Linked DNA regions of Homo sapiens: region 1 is linked to region 2. Evidence: chromatin contacts called from ENCODE Hi-C or POLR2A ChIA-PET data. All regions are on one chromosome and are shown on one strand. Each heading gives the region's core, a stretch centred on a gene start or an enhancer-like site at or near the end of the contact. The rest is flanking DNA. Distances are from core to core; before and after follow the strand shown.

Region 1 (4,210 bases), core at 54-2,553, 45 kb after region 2:
CTCCTTCTGCCTTTGAGCAAGGACATTGGTCTTCTATTTTCGGACTCAGACTTGGACTCAGCAAATGGTGGACTGAGCCACCATTGGCTCTCCTAGTTCTTTAAGCCTTTGGACTTGGACTGGAACTATACCATTAGTTCTCCTGGGTTTCCAGCCTACAGATCTTGGGACTTCTCAGCCTCAATAATGTAAACCATTTACTTAGAATCAATTTCTTTCTTTTCTTTCTTTCTTTCTCTCTCTTTTTTCTTTCTTTCCCTCACTCTCTCCCTCCCTTCCTCCCTTCCTCCCTTCCTCCCTCCCTCTCTCCCTCTCTCTATATATATCTATCTATCTCTATGAGATACCCTTTTTGGTTCTATTTCTCTAAAGAACCCTGACTAATACAGATATTGGTCCTGAGAAATGGGGTGCTGAGGCTTTGAAACCAGGTAATGGGTAGAAGAGTTTTGAAGTGCATGCTAGAAAAAGCCAAGATTGCCATGAAGGGATTGCTAAAGGCAATTCTGGTGAGTGCTCAGAAAGGATAGAGGAGATCTGGAGAAAATGCTTCCATCTTCTTAGAGAATACATAAAGAACCACGAACAGAATATTTGTAGAAATATGGATGGAAAAGCCCTTTCTGACGAAGGCTCAGATGGAAACAAGAAACATGTTAGTGGACAATGGAGAAAAGGCAATCCTTGTTATAAAGTGGCAAAGAACTTGGGCTGGATTGTGTTTGTGTTCTAGTATTTTGTGGAAGGTAGAACTTGCAACAGTGGAATTGGACATTCAACTACAGTGGTTTCTAAGCAAAGTGGTGAAGGAGTGGTTTGGCTCCTTCTGGCTGCTATAATAAAATGCAAAAAGAGAGAAATGAATTGCAGAAGGAATAGTTAAGCAAAAGGGAACCAGAACTTACTTGGAACATTCTCTGCCTGTGCATATTGCAAAAAATGAGAAAGCATGTTTGGAAGGGAACACCAACAGTGTGGCTGACTGACCATATAAGGAGGGTAGTGTTGGTGTGAACCACAGGCCTAATCAGCCATCTCAATAGAAGCCAGGATAGAGAAGGGATTATGCAAACAGAAATACTGCCAGCTAGGACTAAGGGAAACAGAGAAAATGAAATGGAATAAAGGAAGACTGTGACTACGCATTATCCTTCAAGAAAGGGGAAGAAGGATCCCCCCAAAGGCAATTCAGTGATGATCATCAGGGCTTCTACTCTCATCACACCCACCATGGGTGGCGATCAGGGAGCAGGCTGTCTTCACTTCAGTTTCAAAGGCTAGGACCACTGGCAAGCAGAGTTGTGTGGGCAGGGCTCTTGCAGAGAGCCCTGTGGATGGCACTCCACTGAGCTGAAGGGGCAGGGCCACCACATGAAGCAATGAGGGTGACGCTGCCACTCAAGTGCATCTGGAGAGCAGAGCATCAAACCAAGAAGGATTATTTTCAAGTCTTAAGACCTAAGGGGATTTGCCTTGCTAAGTTTTAAACTTATTTGGGACCTATCAGTCCTACTTTCCTTCTGATTTCTACCTTTTGAGATAGGAAATCTATCCTATGCTTACCTCACCATGGTATTTTGGAAGTGCTTAATTTACCTGGTTTCACAGGTTCACAGCTGGAGAGGAATGTTGGCTCAGAATGAATCATTCCTGGTCTTACTTGTATCTGATTTAGATGATATAAAACTTTGGACTTTAGGCTTCAGAACTGATGCTGGAATGTTTTGTCTTTTAAAGATGTTGAGATGGAATGAATATATTTTGTGTATGAGAACATGAATTTTGTGGGTTCCCGGGCAAAATATTATGGACTTAATGCTTGTGCCCCCTGCTAATTCATATGTTGAAGCCCTACCCTCGAAAGTGAGGCGAGGCCTTTGGGAGGTAGTTAGGGTTAGATGAGGTCATGATGGTGAGCCCCCCATGACGTGTCCTTAAAAGAATAGGAAGAGACCAGAACGTGCTCTCTCTTTCTTTCTCCCCACCAAGTAAGAACACTGAGAGAAGGTGGCTGTCTGCAAGCCCGGAAGAACACCCTCACATGAACATTCTGGCACCTTGATCTTAGATTTCCCAGCCTCCAGGACTGTGAGAAATAAATGTCTGTTGTTTCAGCCACCCAGTCTAGGTATTTTGTTATAGTGGACTGACTAGGGTTTTGTTTTTATTGAGCTGTAGTTCTTTATATCCACATTCTGGATTTAACCCCTTATGATTTGCAAATATTTTCTTCTGTTCCATGGGTTGCCTTTTCACTCTGTTGATAGTGTCTTTTGATGCACAGAAGTTTGAAATTTTGATGTAGTCTAATTTATCTATTTTTGTAGTTATGGTTGTTATCTGTGAACAAAGCCATCATAGTTTGGTCTAATTGTACTGAAAGATTTTTTTTTTTTTTTTTGAGACAGAGTCTTGCTCTATTGCCCAGGCTGGATTGCAGTGGCGCAATCTCAGCTCACTGCAACCTCTGCCTCCCGAGTTCCAGTGATTCTCCTGCCTCAGCCTCCTGAGTAGCTGGGATTACAGGCTCATGCCACCACACCCAGCTAATTTTTGTATTTTTAGTAGAGACAGGATTTCGCCATGTTGGCCAGGCTGGTCTCAAACTCCTGACCTCAGGTGATCCACCCACATGGCCTCCCAAAGTGCTGGGATTACAGGTGTGAGCCACTGCACCTGGTCTGAAAGATTATTTTTATGACTTTGTCAATAAATGGCATTTGGTTAAGATTTATTATTATTATTATTATTAATTTTTGAGACGGAGTCTTGCTCTGCTGCCCAGGCTGGCGTGCAGTGGCTTGATCTCGGCTCACTGCAACCTCCACCTCCAGGATTCAACCAATTCTCCTGCCTCAGACACCTGAGTAGCTGGACTACAGGCATGCACCACCACACCCGGCTAATTTTTTGTATTTTTAGCAGAGATGGGGTTTCACCATGTTGGCCAGGTTGCTCTTGAACTCCTGACCTCATGTGATCCGTCTGCCTCAGCCTCCCAAAATGCTGGGATTACAGGCATGAGCCACTGCCCCTGGCAAAAATAACAGATTATTAATGCAATGTCTTCTTTGTTACCTGGAACTGGCCTTTAGTTTTAATGATATGCTGTTTACTATTTAATTTCCTACTACAAGCTACATTTGAACCCACAAACTGACAAGATGAGTTCAGGCATGCTTAATGAAATGATTCAATGCTGGTTTATTCTGTGGTGAGTGATGGAGAACTCTGAACAATCTGTAGCAGTCAAACATACAAAAATCAATCTCTTACATACCGTATAGCTACAAGGGGCATTCAACTGGCAGGTAAGATAAGTTTCTTTGCTTCGAGTCGGACTAAAGCCTTTAGATTTAGAAATAGCTTGGCAAACACACTAAATGTAAGACATTATAACAGATTAGCAAATTTTGATTTTTTAATAGTTGCTACTAGGTTTTTTTCATTTCTTATTTTTATAAGTAATCCTCTTGTGAATAGAAGAAGCCTGCAAAAACCCTCTGCTGGTCAAAGTGACAAAGTATTGCCAAAAACTTAAAAACAGGTCTTTATGATTCTTCTTCTTCCTCTTTTTTTTTTTTTTTTTTTTAGTAAGACAGAGTCTCACTTTGTTGCCCAGACTGGAGTGCAGTTGTGTGGTCTCTGCTCACTGCAACCTCCACCTCCTGGGTTCAAGTGATTTTTCTGCCTCAGCCTCCTGAGTAGCTGGGATTACAGGCATGCACCACCATGCCTGGCTAATTTTTTTTTGTATTTTTATTAAAGATGGGGTTTTACCAGGTTGGCCAGGCTGTTCTCAGACTCTTGGCCTACCAAAGTGCTGGGATTACAGGTGTGAGCCACCGCGCCTGGCCTTTATAGTTCTTAATGGCTTGACAATTCAGTACTGTGAATAAGAGAATGACTTCCATTGCCTCATCATTAGGTAATTTTTTGGAACAACATTATTCCAGTGGATATTGAGTCAATATATAAAGCTTGAAATTGACTCAGAGAGCTTTAAATCTGACCTTCTAGAAAATATAAGAATTATTTTTTCATTCTAATGGGAATATGATTACGATGCCTCTGGTACACATTCAGCTAAAATTTATTTTTGGTTTCTACCTCCTTAGCCCTATGCAAAAGAAGGACACTTCTCTTTGCTAAGAGACACGAGAAATTAAGCCTTAAGCCCACAATTTATGTGTTAACAAATCAGGAAAAA
Region 2 (4,253 bases), core at 717-3,216:
TGCCCAGCTAATTTTTGTATTTTTTAGTAGAGACGGGGTTTCACCATGTTGGCCAGGCTGGTCTTGAATTCCGGACCTCAAGTGATCCGCCGACCTCAGCCTCCCAAAGTTCTGGGATTACAGGCGTGAGCCCCTGTGCCCAGCCTTCTTTTGATTTTTTGAGACACAGTCTCACTCTGTCGTCCAGGCTGGAGTTCAGTAGCGTGATATCAGCTCACTGCAACCTCCACCTCCCGGGTTCAAGGGACTCTCATGCGTCAGCCTCTTGAGTAGCTGGGATTACAGGCATGTCCCACCACGCTGAACTAATTTTTGTATTTTTAGTAGAGGTGAGGTTTTACTATGTTGGCCAAGATGGTCTTGAACTCCTGGCCTCAAGCAATCCAAAAGTGCTGGGATTACAGGCGTGACCACCATGCATAGCACAGAAGTTCATTTTTAAGCTGAGTTCATTATCAACTTTACTGTATATAATGGTAGAGAGTTCTTTTTTTAAATGCCTAGGGGATTCTCCATTTGGAAATTTCTCCTGAAGTTATTTATAAGATTGCCATAAAGAAGAGCACTGACATTCAATATTTATTTGTTGATTTTGATTCTAATTGAGGAAGAGGCTAGATTTGTTTTTTTTTTAAGCATAACGAACTTTTTCATTATGACACTATCATTTTCTGACAAATGGGGCATATGGCCTTCCTGAGAATTTCTCCAAGCATCTAAAGTAGCAACAAAACAAGAAGAGAAAATTCCAGTAGCATGGGCATAGTAGACTACGATAACTGGGACTGACTATGGGAGAGCCACAGGGGTGAATAAGCCCCGGCACACTAATAACCAGGATTAAAGCGTGTTCTTAACAAATGTACTCAAGCACTTCCAAGGGGAAACAATAAAAAAAGTATGATTAAAGCAATAGTTTTTCATCTTTACATTAGAGATAACTAGCTAGTCTACTACATTATTCACTTTTAATTTTGAAAAAAATTATACTGGGTTTAAATTCATTTGGTTAGAATCACTAAATGTTATGAAATATGCAGTTTCTCTTACCTAGTTTCAGTATGCCATTTTTCTTGGCATAGGCATTATTAGGGCATAATTTCTTTTTTCTTTTTTCCTTTTTTTTTTTTTTTTTTTTTTTTACAAAACAAAACGCTTTTATTTGGTCCATTGGAGCCTGAGTCGGAAGCCACTGTGGAGAATCCTATCATAAAGGAATGGGGCTGACAGTTGATAAAATAGTCTCTGTGTCACAAGAGCGGGCCGTATTCACAGGGTTAAAAATATTCACAGCTCAGAGTACAGGGACGCCAAAGGGCAGTGGGAATGTTTCTCTAGGTGAAAAGGCCCCAGAAGCCCCTGCTGGGGTAGGAGGGGGAGTGGGGGGCGCAGCTGGCCCGCTGCCGGGGGTGAGGGGCCAGGTGGGCCGGGTGGGGATGCAGGAAGCTGGGCTCAGACGTCCACACACTCCTGGGTTTCTGTGGGGAGGTGGGAGCGGCTGAGTCCTGCCGATGCCCAAGATGGGCTGGGGTCCCTCTCTGGCAGGGCCAGGCCGAGGGACAGGGTTGGCTGAGGAGCCTGCTGGTCCCGGCGTGTATTAGGGCATAATTTCTAACTTTTTAGTAGCTGCAGTATCTCTTTTTTGACTCAATATCATTAAATTATCATTTGGGCTTAATGTAACATGGCATTTATATAGTTCTTGATCTTTACTGATAATGTATAATCACAGGCTTACTATTTGTATGGAAGATTCTCATATCCACTAGGGTGATTTTCACGTGTATTTGACTTAGAAACTAAAGAGTTGTACATTGCTTATATAGAACATTAAATACATTAAGCCATTAATTGGCAACTAGGCCATTAAACTAGTAACCAAGCCAATAACAACAAGGAAAAATAGCTATCAGCACACCCTTCCCCTTATAGCTCACTCCATTGTAAATATTATAAGCCCTCTGTGTCATGGGAATAACCCTGCCTACGACGTGATGCTGATGTAATAATAATATCTAAAGCTAAGCACCTGGAGGAAGAAGAGAAAGAAGTTTTGCTTTGGATTACTTGAGTGTGTGTGTGTGTGTGTGTGTGTGTGTGTGTGTGTGTGTGTTTAAATAAACAAACCATAAAGCCACTAGCAGATAGTTTAATGATTTCTGTTCTTGTGTTGCCTGTGGGGATTTCACATTGTGCTCACAGTCACTGGTACTGATTCAATAACAATGGCCTTGCAAAATTGGCAACCTTCCTAAATAAACTATGTAAAATCTGCAAACACTGGTTACTGTGCTATGTGCCTAGTAGATACTCCGGATGCTCTGCCCATATGATATACCCAAAGTATGCTCAAAGTAATTTTCTTTTCGTTTTTCTTTTTTTTTTTTTGAAACAGAGTCTTTTTCTGTCACCTAGGCTGGAGTGCAGTGGCAGGATCTCAGCTCACTGCAACCTCTGCCTCCTGGGTTCAAGCGATTCTCATGCTTCAGCCTCCCGAGTAGCGGGGATTACAGGCGCCCATCACCACACCCGGCTAATTTTTGTATTTTTAGTAGAGACGGGGTTTCACCATGTTGGCCAGGCTGGTCTTGAACTCCTGAACTCAAGTGACCCGCCTGCCTCGGCCTCTGAAAGTGCTGGGATTACAGGCGTGAGCCACCGCACCCAGCTACAATGATACCCTTCTGTTCTCTGAATTTCTAAAGCACAAATTGTACTGTTCATCTGACACTTACCATGCAATAAATTGTGCTCTTATTTATCCCTTCATTGACGTCTTATTTCCTCAACAAACTGAGTATCCTGTCTTCAGGAACCATGTCTTGTACTTCTTTTTTATCTCTTACTTCTTACACAGAATAGATGCAATTTAGGATAATGATGGAAATGACAGAATGTTTACCATCATGCTAGTGTGCCACTCTAATTATTTCTCCTATAATTTGGCTCATATCAAAAGAGCAAAATGAGCAAAAATTTAAGCTACCATATCGTATTTAATCCTCATAGGTATTATAAGTTCCATTTTACTGATGAGGAAAAAGGTTTAGGGTGATTATATAATATGTTCAAAGTCACACAGATAATAAATGATGAACTCTGGAGCTCAGGTCCATTTCATTTCAAACACTGCACTATTACTGTTAGGTACAATAACAAATGGCAAGTAGTTATTCTGAATATGTGACCCAATAAATCTTTTAAGAGTTTTTAAAGAGAATGTTTAAGGAACGGGATACTTTAAGAATTAAGTGTGAGATTTTATTGAGGAGGGAAGGGCATCACAGAGGTAGGATTAACACAATGATAGATATCAAGTCTGTTCAAAGGGACTTCAAAGAGGTTCAGTTTTATTTGTTGTTTGAATCCATTTATTTCACTCATCTCTTAGGAAGAGAGATTTACATTGAGAATTCACATCCTGCCACAGAAACCCCAACTTTTCAAACTAAAGCTCCCCCTAAAAATAGATGAGGCCAGGTGCAATGTCTCATGCCTGTAATCCTAGCACTTTGGGAGGCTGAGGTAGGCAGATCACCTGAGGTCAGGAGTTCAACACCAGCTTTGCCAACATAGCGAAACTCCGCCTCTACTAAAAAAAAACAAAAATTAGCCGGGTGTGGTGGTGGACGCCTGTAATCCCAGCTACTAGGGAGGCTGAGGCAGGAGAATCCCTTGAACCCGGGAGGCGGAGGTTGCAGTGAGCCAAGATCATACCACTGCACTCCAGCCTGGGCGACAGAGTGAGACTCTGTCTCAAAAAAAAAAAAAAAAAAAAAAAAAGGAAAAAAGAGAGATGATACAATTATGGGAAATTAAAACTTTTGATGTTCATGAGAACTGTGTATATTAACATTAAGAGAAAGAGTAACTTAAAAGGGACGTGGGTCAGAGGAGAGTCCTGAAGAAATGGCATCTCCCAAGAGCTCTGTTGTAAGTGATATTTATTTAAAATCAGAGGAAAAAAACTCTCATTCAATTTAGCCCTCATGGAGACTAACTGGTTTTTATGACACAAAATTCAGAGAACAGCAGAGACAAAAATGCACCAATAAGATGCCAAGCTCATAAACCTGACCAGCTTTTTGCTGGGGTGATGAAGTATGCTTAAAGTGTTGCTTAAGTTGCAAACAGATAAAGCCATATGTAGCATAAACTTTTCCGCAGTCACTACAGAAGACAATCAATATAAAGTCCACAATTAGAACGCTCAGGACTTGAAATATCCTGTTATGGATCACGAATATCCATGT

What was found. Hi-C counts contacts between places; a loop is a spot of excess contacts on that map. ChIA-PET counts read pairs that join two places held with the same protein, here RNA polymerase II (POLR2A).
Region 1: a map of CD4-positive, alpha-beta memory T cell shows a loop between it and region 2 (7-fold over the local background). The contact joins two enhancer-like sites. A Hi-C loop is called at or near these places in 1 of 168 maps with a recorded cell type or tissue (CD4-positive, alpha-beta memory T cell). POLR2A ChIA-PET finds 5 or more read pairs at or near these places in 9 of 52 experiments (A673, OCI-LY7, PC-9 and 6 more).

The regions. Positions count from the first base shown.
Region 1 is chr17:29,788,346-29,792,555 of GRCh38, forward strand. The region is part of intron 3 of SSH2 (slingshot protein phosphatase 2); the gene reads right to left. Among named protein-coding and RNA genes, the nearest start is that of SSH2, 140 kb to the right of the region's middle. Within about 2 kb of position 1,304, at least 4 of the 41 ENCODE cell types and tissues checked have a DNase peak (open chromatin) inside an H3K27ac peak, as active enhancers do.
Region 2 is chr17:29,742,790-29,747,042 of GRCh38, forward strand. The region is part of intron 3 of SSH2 (slingshot protein phosphatase 2); the gene reads right to left. Among named protein-coding and RNA genes, the nearest start is that of SSH2-AS1, 110 kb to the left of the region's middle. Within about 2 kb of position 1,967, at least 14 of the 41 ENCODE cell types and tissues checked have a DNase peak (open chromatin) inside an H3K27ac peak, as active enhancers do.